2 separate regions of the Homo sapiens genome follow, and region 2 is linked to region 1. A link is an interaction called in ENCODE POLR2A ChIA-PET data of the cell type or tissue named here. Cell type or tissue: MCF 10A. All regions are shown on one strand. Each heading gives the region's core, and the rest is flanking DNA. Links, peaks and the distances in the headings are about the cores only.

What was found. Peaks named below come from ENCODE experiments on the same cell type or tissue, not always from the same donor. Only the 100,000 strongest peaks of a DNase experiment are listed, where the experiment ranks them.
Region 2: POLR2A ChIA-PET joins it to region 1 with 7 read pairs; 12 of 35 experiments call an interaction of 5 or more read pairs at or near these places.

What each region holds. Positions count from the first base shown.
Region 1 is chr9:94,151,891-94,161,665 of GRCh38, forward strand. It overlaps the pseudogene LOC107987099. Among named protein-coding and RNA genes, the nearest start is that of MIRLET7A1HG, 9.5 kb to the right of the region's middle. RefSeq lists enhancers at 1,973-2,142, 2,279-2,448. In MCF 10A, for the core only: no CTCF peak of the experiment used is centred there; a DNase peak (open chromatin) is centred at 5,271.
Region 2 is chr9:94,069,158-94,078,932 of GRCh38, forward strand. It overlaps a transcript of PTPDC1 not described here. Among named protein-coding and RNA genes, the nearest start is that of PTPDC1, 10 kb to the right of the region's middle. In MCF 10A, for the core only: no CTCF peak of the experiment used is centred there; no DNase peak of the experiment used is centred there.

The sequences.
Region 1 (9,775 bases), core at 3,749-7,748:
ATGCTCTGTACATTGTACATTTCTACACACATATCTACAGTGTGCCTTGTACAAAACTAGATGTGTTCTACAAGACACTCCACATTCCCTTGCTAAGGGATCTTCAAAGGGAATTTTGAGGTAATTTTCCCCTTTGGCACTGACTTTAGGATGGATCCTTCTGTCAGATGGGATACCCCTTTAAAAGGCTTTAATTCTTTGCTGTTCACAAAGCACGTTTACAACCTTTAGCCTACTTGACTCCCCGAGCAACCCCGGAGGGGCAGGAGAAGGCAGAGTTTCCATGTTTCATAGATTAGGTAGCATCAGCCACCAGCCTTAGGGGCCTCATCTAGGTTGCTTCGTCTTTGCTCATTATCAGGTGTAAACTAAGTTGACAATTTTTTTTTCGAGACGGAGTCTCGCTCTGTCGCCCAGGCTGGAGTGCAGTGGCGCCATCTCGGCTCACTGCAAGCTCCGCCTCCCGGGTTCACGCCATTCTCCTGCCTCAGCCTCCCGAGTAGCTGGGACTACAGGCGCCCGCCACAACGTCCAGCTAATTTTTTTGTATTTTTAGTAGAGATGGGGTTTCACCGTGTTAGCCAGGATGGTCTCGATCTCCTGACCTGGTGACCCGCCCACCTTGGCCTCCCAAAATGCTGGGATTACAGGCATGAGCTACCGCGCCCGGCCCCCTAAGTTGACAATTTACTTGGAAGAAGTCAAAAGTATTCATGAGACTTCATAATTCTGCCGTAACTTGAAACTCTGAAGCCAACTCCAAAAGCAGAGATGTGGCTCTGAAAGAGGCTCTGGAAGAGGGTCTCCTAGCTCTGAATCAAGTCTGCCGCGGTGAGGCAGGGTCTCCCTGAGATCCTCTACCCTCAACCAGCTACCTGGGCCACCGCCTGAGCCACTCCTCTCTTCCTTGCAGCTTGCACTTCTGCTGAGATCAATGACACTGCTTGGGACAGGCTAGGTCAAGCCCCTGAGGTGCAATTATATATTCCTCTTTAGACTATGCCTTTAAGAATTGGTTTAGTTTTTCACAAGTTTGCTATGGTTCTGCCTCATCTTCAGCAGTCACCTCTATGGTGTTCATTCAGAGCCTGCCCCTGAACTGAGTAAGGAAGGGGTGGAAGCAGAAGAAGCAGGCAGAGGGGATGGCTCCTCTTTGATCCCCTCCATCTAGAAATGTGCTCAGCTTTCAGTCCCGTAGTGGGGCTCACTTTGTTTGTGAAGGTCCTTGTAATATTATCAATAGCTACCAGGGGTTTAATGTCATCCAGGTGTCAGGCACTACTCCAGGCATCTTACGTGCATCGCCCTATTTAATTCTCATGGCAGTCCTATGAGGCAGGTGGTGTGGTAATGTGGGAAAAGCTCTGACCTTAGACTCAGAAGGACCTTGTCTTCTAATCCCAGTGCTGTCCCTTCCTGGCAAGTTATTTGCAGCCTTCTGAGCTTCGTCACCCATAAAACCGTACTATGTAGGCTGGGTGCAGTAGCTCACACTTGTAATTCCAGCACTTTGGGAGGCTGAGGCGGGCAAATCACTTGAGGCCAGCAGTTGGAGACCAGCCTGGCCAATATGGCGAAACTCTGCCTCTACTAAAAATACAAAAAATTAGCCGGGTGTGGTGGCACGTGCCTGTAGTCCCAGCTGCTTAGGAGGCTGAGGCAGGAGAATCACTTGAACCTGGGAGGCGGAGGTTGCAGTGAGCTGAAATTGCACCACTGCACTCCAGCCTGGGTGACAAAGCAAGACCCCGTCTAAAACAACAACAACAACAACAAAACAAAACAAAACAAAACAAAAACCATACTATCTAAAGCAAAGGGTGGTCGTGTGAGGATTCCGTGAAATAACAACATGCACTTACTAAATCACCACCAGACCATCCTAGTACTATCATCACCTCTGTTCTACACACACCAGGGTGTCCTGTGCAACTGACTTTTAATACTTGCTTCACACATTCACAATGTCATCAGCCTGGGTAGGGCAGGTCTCTAGTGCATAGGGTTGGAAAAGGAAGGAAAGAAAGTTTCACTGACTTTTCTTCTCTCAATCAGTTGTGCCTAAGTGATGAAAAGCCAATATGCAGGATATTCAAGCTCTCTGGGGACCACAGTTCTCACCAGGTAGCCAAGATTGCTGATGTGTACACAGAAAGGAAAGCTAGCTTTGCTGAGGACATTCAGCAGGTGCTGCAGAGATCTGAGAGCACAGCCCAGGAAACGGAGGTATGGCTTGAATGGTTCCTCTCCTGTCCCCACATTAACAGGAAGACAATGTTTGGTTCTGGTTTCAACAGTTTTCTCTTCAGAGCACTAGGCCAACAAAGGTAGTGTATAAATGCAAAGGAGAAATCATAGATTGCATTCTCTAGAGACAGGTTCCCCTTGAGTCTGTCCTGAAACATGCCAAGTTTTGAAATGCGCACCTTAAGAACTGGGTCAGTCCTGATTGCTTTCAGGACTTCAAAAAATGAACAGTTAATAGCCAATTAATTTACCTTCCCTGAGTTCAGAAGATGGAGCTAAGAGTCTAGGGAGACCAAAGCAGTTAGAGTACATAGGACAGAGTTCAGAGAGGAGATGGTTACACAAACAGAGATCCTGGAGACCTGTCAGGGGTCTTCCTTGAGTACTCAGCAGTGAACTGATCAGCATATGTCTGTGAAGACACTACCCAAGGTCAGACAAGGAAACATAAAAATATTGAGGGAAGAGCACCTGATGCTTGCACAGGACAAGGAACAATGCCTATTTCCACAAGACCGGAAAAACTCATACATCATGGAACACTGGGAAGAGCACTCAGAAGGTCTTGCCTCCAAGTAGTCAGAATAATTAGCCCTAGATGGACCACTGCTGTGGACCCACCTAAAAAACAATAAAAGCAAGACCTGAAAGGATCAAACTCTTTCCAAGTACCTCCACTGCATCCCATAACAAAATTGAAGATTTATAGGAATACAAAAATATCCAGCTCCCAACCAAGTAAAATTCACAATGTCTGGCATCCAATCAAAGATTACCAGGCAGGCAAAGAAGCAGGAAAACATAGTCTATAATGAGGACAATAATCACACAATCAAAATCAAATCAGAACTGAGACAAATGTTAGAATTAGTAGATGAAGACACTGAAACTTATTATAATTATATTCCATATTTCAGAAAGTTACAGACAGAAAATATAAAAATATTCAAATTAGATCTACATCTATGTACTCAAACAAAAATTTAAAATTTTCAAATTTTTAAATTATTTTTATTTATTTATTTTTTTTTTTGAGACATAGTCTCACTGTCTCCCAGGCTGGAGTGCAGTGGCACAATCTCAGGTCACCGGAAGCTCCACCTCCCGGGTTCACGCCATTCTCCTGCCTCAGCCTCCCAAGTAGCTGGGACTACAGGCGCCCGCCACCACGCCCAGCTAATTTTTTGTATTTTTAGTAGAGACGGGGTTTCACCGTGTTAGCCAGGATGGTCTCGATCTCCTAACCTCATGATCCGCCCACCTCGGCCTCCCAAAGTGCTGGGATTACAGGTGTAAGTCACTGTGCCTGGCCAGGATCCCTTTCTTAGAAGGCAGGAAACTGAGATCCAAGGCTGCCCAGCTAGCAAGAACCAAGATTCTCCTGGGTCTGTGTGGCTTCTTCATTGGTGTGCTTTCCCCTACTTTTTGCTGCCCCATCTGGAAAGACCTGATCATGGGGTGATGCTGGTACTGGGTTTTATTTCTTTTATTTATTTTTGAGAGAGGGTCCTGCTGTGTCACCCAGTCTGGAGTGCAGTGGCACAATCACGGCTCACTGCAGCCTTGACCTCCTGGGCTCAAGGGATCCTCCCATCTCAGCCTCCCGAATAGCTGGGACTGCAGGCATGTACCACCATGCTCAGCTAATTTTTGCATATTTTGCAGAGATGGGGTTGTGCCATGTTGCCCAGGCTGGCCTCAAACTCCTGAGCTCAAGCAATCCACCTGCCTTGGGTCTCAAAGTGTTGGGATTACAGGTGTGAGCTGCCGTGCCCAGCTTGGTGCTGGGCTTTAGGGGTGAACTGAAGACCACCAGTTCCGGAGTATGAGATCTTGACTTTTTCTAGAAATATTAGAATGGTTGCATCTGAGATTTCATTTATTTCCCTCTAAATTATTCAGGTGATTTCTTCCATGTGGCTATTCTTTCAACAATGATCTGCATTTGGCTGTAGCAGAAGTCCATGAGCAGTGGCTTTAAAAAATTAGGGGTTCTATTTTTTTACTTTAATGAAATGTCCCAAGGTAGGAAGTCAAGGCTGGCTGGCTTGGGATCCGTGATGCTCCAGCCCTTTTCTCTCAGCCATTTGGTAGGTGCTCTTGTCAGCACGTAGTCACAGGATGGCTGTCCCATATAGGCATCCTGTCCATGATCCCGGCAAAGGGAAAGGGAAGGGTCAAGACTGGTCCCAGGGGCACATGCCCACTTTTAAGCAGCTTCCTAAAAGCCCACCTGACTGGATTCTACTTCTGCTTCCATTGCACACCTGGTTACTCCCAATGTCAAGGGAAGCAGGAAATGAATGTAGTATTTTTAGCTGCCCACATTGGTTCCCCCAAAGAATCAGAGTTCTTTGGGTAGAAAAGTGGTGAAAAACGGGTAGTGGGCTGGCAACCAGCAGTGTCTGCCAGGCCTGGGGCCTCCCTGCCTCAGGGTGGAAGCCCGGGCAGAGCAGAACCTGTGGGCTGGAGGGCCTCCCTGCAGGGCTTGCCTAAGTGTGTGTTAGTGCTCCCTTGGCAGGACACAGAGAGGCTCATCAGACCTGTCCACCAGCACCACCAGCACAAGGACCATGATCAAAACCATCGGAAACTGCCTGATCAGCGGCATCCACAGCCGCAGCCACATGGTTACCTCAAAGCAGGAGCTGGAGCATGCCTCCGAGTTGGAGAGGCTGCAGTGGGTGGCCTGGGACCTCACAGTCCCCCGCCAGCTCTGCCACCAGATGCTGAGGCTCCTGCAGCAGCACCAGAATGCGATATAGTTTCTGCGAGAAAGGACAAAAAGTTCAGGACGGAGATGAAGAGGCTCATGCACGATGGCATGGTCCCCCAGGTCCCTGAAAAGGACAACATGTCTATCAGGCACTAATTTCAAGAGCTCATTAAAGGAATAGATATTGCTGACTTGGTCCTGCCTGAGTTAGCCCAGGCGCTGGCCACCGTGGCCAGGCTGCCCGAGGCCTGCAGGATGGGCAGGGCCACGCAGAGCGAACTGTTGGAACAAACGCTCCAGGAGATTTTATGCAAGTCAGAGTTGGGCTTGCTGCCAAAACCGAACAAAGAGGCAAAGCTTCCTGGGGACCCATGTTATTCCTCCTCCACTTCCTCCACTGGTGTGTTCTCCACACAAGGAAGTGGGCTTAAGTCTAGGGAATCAACAGCGTAAAGTCATATTTTGGCCTCAAAATGTCAAAAACTTTGATCATTTTGCCTGTAATTTGAAAGTTGCTAGACTTCACTTCTTAAAAAGAAAAAAAAAAAAAAAACTTTCCACATTGTGATCTCTCTCTTGATTTGGGTTATTCTGCTGCTAATTAATCATCCAAAGTTTTTTTTTTTTTTCCATTTTTAATGGAAACCTGCTTTAAAAGCTTGTTGCTGAAAGCTAACATAGGAGGGCTTTAACTAGTGGGAGATGCTGAGCTTGGCTGGGCTGGAGGTGGTGCAGGAGGTGAGTTCTTGGCACAACTGAACAGAACAGCATCGTGCTCTGATGACTTACTGTGCAATTTCAGCTCAATTGAGCTTCAAATACTAGACATTACAACGGCAATGACTCCACAGAAATGAAGCCTTGGTTAGCTCTTGTCCATGGATTTTGTTCTTTTTCCTTCACAACAGTCCTAACTACAGTTTATTAAATGCTTACCATAGACTACTATGCACCCTTTATATTAATGAGTTAATTTAATTCTCAAAATAACTAAAAGAGCTGAGAATTATTATCTCCACCTTATAGGTGGACACTCAGGGTCAAAAAATGTAAATAACTGGTTTAGGATCACATATTTACTTAAACAGTGAGCCGTAAAACAAATTCAAGTCCATCTGGGTGAGGCCTGACTTCTTGTAGGATATTCCTAAGTCTCTGAAAGCAGTACTGATTTGGAAACATCACCTTAAAGAACACTGCTGGCCTGCCGCGGTGGCTCACGCCTGTAATCTCAGCACTTTCGGAGGCCAATGCGGGAGGATCACTTGAGGCCAGGAGCTTGAGACCATTCTGGGCAACACAGGAAGACCCTGTCTCTACAAAAAAAAAAATTTTTTTAAATGGTCAAGCATGGTATCCCCCACCTGTAGTTCCAGCTACTTGGGATGCTAAGGTGAGAGGACAGCTTTAGCCTAGGAGTTCGAAGCTGCAGTGAGCTATGATCGTGCCACTGCACTCCAGCCTGAGTGACAGTGACATCCTATCTCAAAAAAAAAACCACTATTACAATTCTCCAGAAGTTCACTCACTCTTCTTTCCAGTCCACTAGTTTTTATTAAACATTTATCTTAAAATTCAGTGTTTATGAATTACTTTGTGAATGTCTATTATGACAAGCACTGAGTTTAATGCTTTACATACATTACGTTATGAGAACTCCATTCCACCTGAGGAGGTAAGCATTAGAGTGCCTAGTGCCGAACGAACAGACAGATGAACTGAGGTGAAAGGAGATCAGCAGTTTGTCGAAAATCGCAAATAGCATGGTAGAAATGTGGGTTCTAGATGTTACTCTCAAGCCAGTCCTCCTCCTAACCACTTTATTAGTAACATCTCTGGTTGCATGTGACAGAAATTCCATCCAGCTCCAGGTGAGAAAAGAGGGAAATGTACAGCTTCTGATGCTCAACGGGGAAGGGATGGAGTGTCCTTGAGGATGCCTGGATGTGGGGACTCAGCTGCTATCATGACCTCTTTCTCTGTTTTTTGTCTCTTTTTCTTTTTTCTTTTTGAGACAGAGTCTTGCTCTGTCACCCAGGCTGGAGTGCAGTGGCACCAATCAGCTCACTGCAACCTCCGCCTCCTGGGTTCAAGCGATTCATTCTCCTGCCTCAGCCTGCCAAGTAGCTGGGACTACAGGCGCCCGCCACCACACTTGGCTAATTTTTGTATTTTTAGTAGAGACGGGGTTTCACCATATTGGCCAGGCTGGTCTCAAGCTCCTGACCTTGTGATCCGCCCGCCTCAGCCTCCAAAGTGCTGGAATTACAGGCGTGAGCCACCGCGCCCAGCCTTGACTCTGTTTCTTGACTCTTGCTTTGCTTTTTCTGCTGTGGACTGACTTCTTCTCACATGTCATTACAGCTTGGGATCTGCAGCTAAGAGGACTTCCTTCTCCCAGTCCATGTTTACATTTCCAGGAAGGGACACTGGCCTTATTGAGGTACTGTCCCCTTATAGGACTTACCAGTGTGTGTTACCCACTCACCTCTGTGGTTAAGGTACTGTGATTAACAGCTGAGACCACAACCCCACAACTAAAGTGGGGCAGGAGCTGTATTTCAAAAGAAGAGGCATGCTTCCAGGCCAGAGGACACAAATTTAGATGACTTCAGGGGCCAGGCTTGTAGTAAGAATGAAGCAGGCTCAATGGGGACTGTGACAAATAGCAGAGCCCACGCTGCACATAAAGAAAATATTGTCATGTTGGAATGTAGGCTGAGTGTAGCCAGAGATGCCAATTTTTTCTGAGAGAAGCAAGAAATCTAGATTTTTTTTTTCCTGTTAAATGTCTTGATTCTTTTGCATGCTGTCAGCTAGTTAAAAATAGCTTTAAAACATTGCGTGGGTATAAGAAGGCACTTCTGTGAACCAGATGTGACCCCCAGGCCATCACCAGTTTGCAAACCCCTGGTTGTAGGTAGAAAATATAATAAATGTCCACTCCACCCCGGGAATGCTCCCTGGGGAGATTCACTATGCCTGGAGCCTCCAGCTGTGGGTTTTCTCTCTTTCTGCTGTAACTCTTCAAAAGGCAGCTCTTCTGAGCACACAGAAAATGGGAGGCTCCTAGGTGAGGTTTTGGAAGGCACTATCCAGACATCACCCTCATGGTCAACACATCCACCATGCTCTGTGCTAAGACAGACCTGGGTTGACTGTTGCAGAAGACCCAGCGTATTAGGCAGGGTTCACCAGAGAAACAAAGCCAAGAGGAGATATATCCAGATATAAACAGATTTATTATGAGGAATTGGCTTGTGTGATTTATGGAGGTTGAGAAATCCCACAGTCTACCATCTGCAAGCTGGTGACCCAGGAAAGCTAGCTGGTGGTGTGGTTCAAAGGCCTGAGAACTTGAGAGCTGATGGTGTAGATTCCAGTCTGAGTCTGAAGGCCTGAGAGCCAGGAGCACTGAGACCAGGAGAAGATCAATATTCCAGCTGAAATAGGTGGTGCAAATTCAACCCTCCTCCACCTTTTTGTTCCATTTGGGCTTTCAATGGATTGGATGCTGCCCACCCACACTGGGGAGGGCCACTTGCTTTCCTCAGTCCACCAATTCAAATGCTGCTGCCTTCCAGACACCCTCAAAGACACACGTGGAAATAATGCTTGGCCACATATCTGGGCACCCTGAGGTTCAGTCAAGCGGACACATAAAACTATCACATTCAGGAATAAGAGCAGGAAGTCTAACCTGTGAATAGTTGGGAGACCAAGAGGCAAACTCATCTTTGCAACACCATGTGATGAGTGTAGGGCCGGAGGAGAGCAGCTACACAAAGGCAGAGCACTAAATCTCTCCTAGAGAAAGGGGCTTAGGGAGGGTGAAGGTCACAATTTCCAGGAGTATGTGTTTGCTTTACCTTAGTTGTCTTGGTTACAAGGAAAACAGACTCATTTGTCCAGTTGCAGAAAGGTAGAGGGAGGGTTCTGTCCTAAGGCTGCATGGAGACAGATAGACAGGTAGAGTTGCAATCATGAGATGGCAAGGCCTCTGGGACACGGGCCTTAGGGACAAGGGGCCTCTGGCTGTGGTTTGGAGTTTGGCTACTCTAGGAACCTCAGCTGCAGGATTTTGGTCTACTCACTACTCAGCATCTCTGCCCAGTTTTCTCCTGGGCCCAGTCAGCTGCTTCTCCCTCAACTTATTCATACTTTCTGTGAGTCCTGACTTTCATGAGCTAGGCTCCCCTTGTGGCCACTCCTTTTATTTGTGTCCTTCAAGCTCAGCCTCCACTTTTTTTTTTTTCAGGTGGAGTCTCCCTCTCTCGCCTAGGCTGGAGTGCAGTCGTGTGATCTCAGCTCACTGCGCTCACTGCAACCCTCTGCCTCCTGCGCCCAAGTGATTCTTGTGCCTCAGCCTCCTGAGTAGCTGGGACTACAGGCATTTGCCACCTTGGCTGGCTAATTTTTTTTTTTTTAAGTAAAGGTGGGATTTCATCACATTGCACCATGTTGCCCAGGCTGGTCTCAAACTCCTAAGCTCAGGCAATCTGTCTGCCTCAGCCTCCCAAAGTGCTAGGATTACAAGCATGAGCCACCGCGCCTGGCCATCTCTTCACTTTTAATTCTACGCTTCGAGAGATATTTACTGGGTACCTACTGCGTTTGCCAGGCCCTGTTCTAGAATGTAAAATACAGTAGTGAAAACATGCCAGACAAGTTCCTCGCCCTCATGGGGGTAGAACATCAATAAAACAAGCAAGATGGAGCCAGAGAGTGCCAAAATGTTACAGTGTTACAAAAACAGAGTGGTGAAATCTCATTAAAGATGGAGATTTACACTGGGTGGCCAGCAAAGTCCTC
Region 2 (9,775 bases), core at 2,253-6,252, 84 kb before region 1:
TGATTCCCAACCCCTTTTAGGGGACAAAGCTGGGAAATATGTGTTCATACATATACATATGTACCTGTCCATTTTTACGGGTACAGTCATCCCTCCTTGTACACAGGGGATTGGTTCCAGGACCCTCCCACCCCCGGTATACCAAATCCATGCATACTCAAGTCTCACAGTCTCCTCTGTGGTACCCACCCATACTAAAGGGTTTTGCATCTTGCATATACTGTATTTTCAGTACCTTTTGGTTGATAAAAATCTGCATATAAGTGGACCAGCTCAGTTAAAACCTCAAGAGTCAACTGTATATTTATTTCTGTTTCTGTCTATATATATTGAAAACCACAAGTTCACTTTGGTACTTCCAATTCTTTTTTTTTTTTTTTTTGGACAGAGTCTCGCTCTGTTTCCCAGGCTGGAGTGCAGTGGTGCAATCTCTGCTCACTGTAACCTCCGCCTCCTCTGTTTAAGCAATTCTCCTGCCTCAGCCTCCCAAGTAGCTTGGATTACAGGCACCCGCCACTGCGCCCAGCTAATTTTTTTAGTAGAGACGGGGTTTCACCATGTTGGCCAGGCTGGTCTTGAACTCCTGACCTCAAGTAATCTGCCTGCTTCAACCTCCCAAAGTGCTGGGATTATAGGCGTGAGCCACCATGCCCAGCCAATACTTTCTTTTTTTTTTTTTTTTTTTGAGACGGAGTCTCGCTCTGTCGCCCAGGCTGGAGTGCAGTGGCACAGTCTTGGCTCATTGCAACCTCCGCCTCCCGGGTTCACGCCATTCTCCTGCCTCAGCCTCCCGAGTAGCTGGGACTACAGGCGCCCGCCACCACGCCCGGCTAATTTTTTGTATTTCTAGTAGAGATGGGGTTTCACCGGTTAGCCAGGATGGTCTGGATCTCCTGACCTCGTGATCCGCCCGCCTCTGCCTCCCAAAGTGCTGGGATTACAGGCATGAGCCACCACGCCTGGCCAATACTTTCAATTCTAATCCATTATTACACCATCTTTATAGCTGTTCCCATTTATAATTATGTAAGAATGAGAAACCTGGCTCTTATTATCCCCAGTATGTTTGCTTATTTACTCAGCCGTACTTTTCCTAACCAGTCTCTCAACCCTGCCAGGCCATCACCCAACTCGGCTGTATTTTCCACACAGGGCCCGTACCCTGCCAGGCCCCACAGCATATGCCATGCACCCTACTATTTGCCTGCCTTGTGTTGCCCTGACCTTTGCTGGATGACCCTTGCTTAGGCTTTATGTATGGCTCTTTCTCTTTGATTATATATACATTTTTAATTAAAATATTGAGATAATTGTACATTCACATGCAAATATAAGAAATAATACAGAGGAATCATATTTACCCTTTATCCAGTTTCCACCAATAGTAGCAGCTTGAAAAACTATTGTGTAATAATAATATCACAGCCAGGATATTGACATTGTTTTGGTCAAAATACAGAACAGTTCCATCAACACAGGATCCCTCCTACTTCCTTTATAGTTAAACCCACCTACACTCCTAACTCTGGCCTGTGGCAACCACTATCTGTTCCCCAGTTCTATAATTTTGTCATCGCAAAAATGTTATGTATATAAAATCATACAGTATGTAACCTTTTAGGAGTGACTTTTTTCAGTCAGCCTAATTCCTTTGAGTTTCATCCAGGTTGTTGTGTGTACCAATAGTTGAGTCCTTTTTATTGCTGAGTAGTATTCCGTGGTATGGATGTACCACAGTGTGTTTATCAGTTCATTCACTGAAGGGTGTCTGGATTCTTTCCAGTTTGGGGCTATTATGAATAAAGCTGCTGTAAACATTCATGTACAGATTTTTGTGTGTAGATGGGTTTTTATTACTTTGGGATAAATACCCAAGAATTTACTTTCTAGGTCATATGATAGTTGCATGTTTGACTTTATATGAAACCGCCAAACTGTTTTCCAGAGTAGTTGTACCATTTTACATTCCTACCAGCAATGTACGAGTGATCAAGTTTCTCTACATCCTCACCAGCATTAGGTTTTATCAGTATTTATTTTAGCCATTAGAGCAGTTCTATAGTGGTGTCTTTTGTGGTTTTAATTTGCATTTCCTTAATGGCTAATGATGATAACCTCTTTTCATGTGCTTATCTGCCATCTGCATATTCTCTTTTTACATATCTGTGCATGTCTTTTATCCACTATTTTTTTTTACTGTTGAGTTTTAAGAGTTCTTTATATACTCTAGATACTAGATCTTGCTCTGATACGTGGTTTGCAGATACATTCTCCCACTCTGTAACTTACCTTTCCATTTCTTCATATGATCTTTCTCTGAGAAAAAGTTTTTAATTTTCATGAAGTCCAATTATTCTTTTATGGATTACACTTTTGCTGTCAAGTCTTCAGAACTTTTCATCTATCCCAGTGCCCTGAAGCTATGTGAATGTGTTTGTAGATTCACTGTTGGGTTTCACTGATCTATATATCTGTCCATCCACCAATACCACCCTGTCATGAATACTGTAGTTATGTAATAGGCCTAGTATTGGATAGAGTGATTCTTCCCACTTACCCTCTTTTTCAGGATCATCTTAGATAGGACCTGTGACTTTAAATAAGCTTATTTATGTCAGCAAAAAATATTACTGGGATTTTTATAAGAATTAAATTTGTAAATCAATTTGAGGAGATTGCCATCTTTACTTTGTTGCATCTTCTAATTTATAATCACGTTTCTCTTTTTTTATATCTTTGATTTATTTCATCAGAATTTTATAATTTTCAGCATACAGATTCATACATGTTTTAAGTTTATACTTAAGTATTTCATTTTCTTTGGGGAGATTTTAACTGGTATTGTGGTTTTTTTGTTTGTTTGTTTTGAGATGGAGTTTCACTCTGTTGCCCAGGATGGGAGTGCAGTGGCATGAACTCAGCTCACTGTAACCTCCACCTCCCAGATTCAAGCAATTCTCCTGCCTCAGCCTCCTGAGTAGCTGGGATTACAGGCGCCTGCCACCACGCCCAGCTAATTTTTGTATTTTTAGCAGAGACGGTTTCGCCATGTTGCCCAGGCTGGTCTCAAACTCCTGACTTCAGGTGATCTGCCCGCCTTGGCCTTGCAAAGTGCTGGGATTATAGGCATGAGCCACCACACCTGGCCTAGGTATTGTGTTTTTAAATGCAGTTTCCACATGTTTTTTGTTTGTGTATAGAAATGCAATTGATTTTTGTATGTTGATTTTATGCCTTACTACTTTGCTGAACTCACTTTCCATTCTGGGAAGTTTTTGGTGATTCCTTGGGATTTTCTTACATAAACAATCATGTCTGCAAATAAGGACAGTTCTATTTCCTCTTTTCCAATTCATATGCTGTTATTTTTTTTTTCTTGCCTTATCATAGTAGCCTAAAACTTCTACCAAGCAGAATAAGAGTCACAAGAGCAGAGTCTTTGCCTTCTTCCTGACCATAGGGAGAAGGCATTCAGTCTTTCACCTTTCAGTATGATGTTAGCAGCAAGTTTTCCATAACAAGTTGAATTAGTTCCCCTCTATTCTTAACTTGCTGAGAGTTTTTATCATGAGTCAGTGTTGAATTTTTTTATCTAATGCTTTTTCTGTGTTAATTGATATGATCATATGATTTTTCTTCTTTAGCCTGTTGGTGTGGTGGATTATATTGATTGATTTTTTAATGTTAAACCAGCCTGTACCTATAATAAATTTCATTTGGTAGTGGTGTATAATTCTTTTTATGCATTGCTGGATTTGATTTGCTCGTATTTTGTTGAGGATTTTTTTCCTAAGTTCAGGATTGATGTGGGACTATAGTTTTCTCTTTTTGTACTCTCTTTATCTGCTTTTGGTATCAGGGTAATGTTAGCCCCATAAAAGGAGGTGGGAAATGTTCCTTCTTCTATTTTCTGGAAGGCATTGTGGAAAATTGGTGCCCATTCTTCTTTAAATGTTCGGTAGCATTCTCCAGTGACGTCATTTAAGCCAGGAGATTTCTTTTGGGGAACTTTTTGTTTATTAATTCAATTTCTTTAATTTTTATAGAACTGTTCAGGTTGTCTCATTCATCTTGGTTGAGTCTTGGTAGTTGGCAGTGTTCAAGGATTTGATCCATTTCTTCTAAGTTGTCAAATTTATGTCAACAATTTCTAATTTGTTTGTATTAGTTCCTTGTTATCCTTTAAATGGATGCCAGATCTGTAGTGATAGCTCCTGTTTCACTCCTGATATGGGTGATTTGTGTCTTTTTTTTATTTTTGTCAGTCTTGCCAGATCTGTAGTGATAGCTGTGTTTCATTCCTGATATGGGTGATTTGTGTCTTTTTAAAATTTTTGTCAGTCTTGCTAGAGGTTTATCAATTTTATTAATTTTCTTCACAGAGCCAGCTTCTTATATCACTGATTTGCACTGTTGTTTTCCATTTTTAATCTTACTGACTTATGTTCTTATTTTTATCTGTCCAATGCTTGTTTTGTGTGTGCTTTGCTCTCATTTTTCTAGTTTACTTAGGTTGAAATCTGTATTACTAATTTGAGATCTTTCCTCTCCTCTAACATAAGCATTAAGTGATAGAAATTTCTTACAAATCTCTGCTTTACCACCATCTTATATATATTTTGATATATTTTCATTTTATTCAGTTCTGTGTGTTTTGTAATTTCCTTTGAGACTTCCTATTTGACTCATGATTTATTTATAAGTTTGACGTTCAATTTCCCAAGTCTTTGGAGTTTTTCCTGCTGTCTTTCTGTTATCGATTTCTAGTTTGATTTCATTGTGGGCAGAGAACATTCTCTGTATGATTCCAGTTATTCTAGGAATCAGTGCCAAGACACATTATAATTAAAGTCCTTATTGGAAATTTTCAGCATATCATTTATCTCCATTTTGATGTCTGTTGATTGTTTCTTATGATTCAAGTTGTGATTTTCCTCATTCTTGGTATGACAAGTGATTTTCAACTGTATTCTGGACATTTTGGGTCCTTTTCTTTCTCGCTTGTCAGGCAGTGTTCTTCTTGAAGCATTAGCCAGGAGCCAGGTGAGTGTATATGCCCAGCTCCCTGTTCAGCCTCACTGACACCACCCCAACAAAAGTTGGGTGCTTCGAAACACTGCCTCAGTCCAGATGACGAAGTGGAATTTCAGCTCTCTCACCAGTTCTGTTTGACATCTTTGTGGTAAAAGTGGAACATTGCCTTGCACTGTCATGTTGCCTTTGAGTCGGGGGGATAAGATCAGCAACATGAGAAAAAACAAATCTGGGCCCCACTGCCACCTAGGAAGAAGTAGAGGGCAACTCACACTGCTTTGTTTCTGCAAGGTGTGACTGAAGCTCATTCCCGGCTGGGCCCTGTGGTCCTCAGGGGAGGAGAAGGTGGAAAGTGTAATGCCAAGCCTCCCACTCCCCACCACCTCTTTCCTCCTCATACAGGTGGAGTTGGGAGTTCAGCTCCCCACTGGACCCCATTGACACCAGGGGATTGGGAAATGGGAATGTTGACTATCCTGCTTCACACCCCCTCATTCTGCTTCATTGATGGCAAATGAGTGTGGAGGCTCAGCTCCCCTTGAAGCTCCCCTGTTGCTTGGGGCAGCAGCAGCAGGGACGTGAATACCAACTAGTCTTTCCTCCTACTGCACTGTTCAGTCTTGTGGACGCCAATTGAATGTGGAGGTTTGTCTCCCCACTGGGCCTCACTAAGATGAAAGTTATGGGGAAAGTAGAGTGTTTACAGGCCCCCACTTGCACAGCTTTGTTCAGTGTCCTTGATGATGGATGAGAACGAAGGTTCAGGTCTCCACTGGGTCCCACTTACGTAGAGGCAGGTGGTGAGCCTGGTATTGACTAATCCCACTTCAAACCACCCTGTTAAGACTGGTTACTGCTGGATGAGGCACAGCTCACAGATAGACCCCAATGACACCACCCTGGCAGAGGAACTGCAGCACTGCCCATTTCTATCTGATGGGGGGAATCATCTTTCTGCTCAGGTCACCACCACCACCCAGCAGGGGAATCAGAGTGCCACCTGCTTCTTCCAATTGGGGTATGGAAAATTAGCTCCCTGATCAGCCCCAAAACCACCCAGTGGGGGAATCAGAGCACCACATGGTCCTTCTAGACACAGTAGAAGATGAGATCCATGTTTATCTCTCCGACACCACCTGATGGGAGAAGTAGATTGATTCCACTTCTGCAGAGCAGGAGTATTTGATAGATGATCAGCTCCCTCTCCATCCTCTCTGAAACTGGGGGTTGGAAGATGATGTGGCATTTTTAACTGGAGTAGCGTGGGTATTGCCAAAAATATATTCAGTCGTTAGGTCACATATTCCACAGACCTTTGGCAAAGGGGGACAGGCTTTTCTTATAGCTTGTTCTGGGTTGAAGGCTTCTGCAGCACCCTATTGGGGATATACTGGAGGCAATAAAGAATCCCAGGTAGCTCACAGCCATACTGTTCCTCAAGTCCTGAGGTCCTTAGACAGTCTCTCACTCTCAGAGTCTTCCTATGTTTATCTGTTCTATTGTGTCCAGAGTTTCTAAGACGTAAGGATGAGGAATGGGGCAACTCTACTTGGACAGAAACAGAAGTCTGCCTAGTAGCTTTTTGCTTTATTAAGGAAAGGAGAGCAGGAAGGAGGGAGAAAGGGAGAATTTCCTTTAACTTTTTTGAGGTATAATTATCAATAATTCACCCATTTAAAGTACCAATCCAGTGTTTTTAGAACATTCAAAGAGCTATGTAACCAACACAAAGTCAGTTTTGGAAGATTATTATCACCCCAAAAAGAAACCTTGTGCTTTTTTGTTTTGGTGTGTGTGTGTGTTTTGTTTGTTTGTTTGTTTTTTTGAGACGGAGTTTCGCTCTTGTTGCCCAGGCTGCAGTGCAGTGGCATGATCTTGGCTCACTGCAACCTCTGTCTCCCAGTTTTCAAGCAATTCTTCTGCCTCAGCCTCTCAAGTAGCTGGGATTACAAGCGCATGCTACCGCACCCAGCTAATTTTGTATTTTTCATGGAGACAGGGTTTCACCATGTTGGTCAGGCTGGCTGGTCTCTAACTCCCGGCCTCAGGTAATCCACCTGCCTCAGCCTCCCAAAGTGCTGGGATTACAGGCGTGACCCACTACGCCTGGCCACTTTGTACTCTTTAGCAAGCACCAGCTGCCATTTGTTGTTTCCCTCCCCACTGGCCCAAGGAGCCACCAGACTACTTTCTGTCTCTATAGATTTCATTTTTTCTGGACATTTCATATAAATGGAACCATATAAATATGTGGTCTTTTGTGATTGGCTTTTTTCACTTAGCATAATGTTTTCAAGGTTCATCCATGTTGTAGCATGCGTCAGTGCTGCTTCCTTTTTATGGTTGAATAATTTTCCATTGTGTAGATATTTATTTATCTACACATTCCATTTATCCATTCCCCTGATGGGCATTTGGACTCTTTTCACTTTTTGGCTATTATGAGTAATAATAAAACCTGAGTTTTTGTGTGGACATATGTTTTCATTTTTCTTGGGTATTTACCTAGGAGGAAAGAACTGGGTCATATGGTAACTCTGTTTAATCATTTGAGGAACTGCCAGACCATTTTCCAAAGTGTTTGCTTCATTTTATTTACCCACCAGCAGTAGATAAGGGCTCTCATTTTTTTTTACATCCCCATTGATACTTATTATTGTCGGGCATTTGATTGTAGCCATCCTAGTAGGTATGAAGTGATATTTCATTGTGATTTTAATATGCATTTCCCTAATGACTAGTGATGTTGAGCATCTTTTCATGTATTTATTGAAACTTTCTACATCTTTTTTGGAGAAATGCCCACTCAAATTATTTGCCCTTTTTAAATTATTGAGATATAAGTCACATACCATAAAATTGAACCTTTTAAAGTAGTCATTGGTTTTTAGTATATACTTAAGGCTGTGCAGTCATCAACACTATTTAAATCCAGACTATTTTCATCAGACCAAAAAGAAATGTTCTACCAATTAGCACTTGAGAATACAGAATAATAAGCAAACTCAGTTTATCCTGCTACACTCTCATAACATGTTTCTGACACCAGATGTGCGGGGTTTTTTCCACACACCAAACAAGCAATAAATTCTGCAGGGGACTCCAGATGGGTGTCCTCCAATTTAATTCTGACATTATCTACCTAGAGATAGTGTCAGATCCAACAGGTTGAGGGCTAAGTCTTATAAGATTGCCTCCTACTTCTGATGCCAGTCACAAGCCCCAGCTTGTTTAACCTGTGCTTCTGACTGACTGGCTATAAATTGGGGTTCCCACACCCCTCTCTTTGGATTTCATTAATTTGCTATAGTGGCTAACAGTACTCTAGGAAACACATTTACCAATTTATTATAAAGGCTGTTACAAAGGATGGAGATGAAGAGATGCATAAGGGTGACATATGGTGGAAGAGGCACAGAGCATCCATGCTGACCCCAAGTGTGCCACCCTCCAGCAACCTCCATGTTCTCAGCTCTTTGAACCCTATCCTAAGCTTTTATTAAGGCTTCATCACATGGCATGATTGACTAAACCACTGGCCATTGTTGATCAACTTAACCTTCAGCCCTCTCCCCTCCCCAGAAGCTGGATTTGGTGCTGAAAGTCCCAACGCTGTAATCCTACCTTGGTCTTTCCAATGGCTAGCCCCCATCCTGAAGCTACAGAGGGACTGACAGCCACTAGTCAACTCATTAACATACAAAAAGATATCACCTTGGAGATTCCAAGGATTTCAGGAATTGTATGCCAAGAAACAGGGACCAAGACCAAATATGTATTTCACAGTATCCCAACAGTCAGTTCCCATTCCACTTTCACCCTAGTCCCCCTGGCAAACACTAATCTACTTTCTGTCCCTGTCAATTTGCCTCCTTGGGACATTTCATATAAATACATACTGTCTCTTCTAATTTGCCAGTGTCCTTTCTTTCACATGGATTCACATTAGTCTTGGGTAACTTGCTTTTAATCTGAAGAACCTCCTTTATATTTCTTACACGCTAAGTCTGCTAGCAACAAATTCTCTGCTTTTTGTTTACCTGGGAATTCCTTTATTTCCCCTTCATTTTTGACAGAAATCTTGCTGCATGTAAGATTCTTGATTGACAGCTTAATATTTAGCACTTTGAATATGTCGTTCCTCTACTTTCTGGTCTCCATGGTTTCTGATGAGAAGTAAACTTAATCTTTTTGAGGTTTCTTTGTACACAAGGAGTCATTTTTCTATTTGAGCATTTTTACTGTGATGTGTTTTAATGTGGATCTATTTGTATGTATCCTACTTAGAGTTTTTTGAACTTCTTGGATGTGTGGATTAATGTTTTTCATCAGATTTGGGAAGCTTTAAGCCATTATTTCTAAAAGTTTTTTCTACTCCTCTCTCAACTCTCTTTCTGTTCACTTATAGTAGGGTATATGTTGGTTCACTTAATGGTATTCCACATTTCTGTGAGGCTTTGTTCATTTTTTCATTTTTTATTCTCTGTGTTTTTCAGAGTGCATAATCTCTATCAGTCTTATCTTCAGGTTCTCTAATTCTTCCTTCTGCCACTTCAGATCCTCTGTTGAGCTGCTTGAGTGAATTTTTCATTGTTTTTGTACTTTTTAACTTCTGAATTTCCATTTGCTTCCTTTTTAAAATTCCCATCTCTTTATTGGTATTCTGTATCTGATGAAAGAAACATTGTCATCATAGCTTCTTTTACTTCTTTAAACATGGGTTCCTTTAGGACTTTGAATA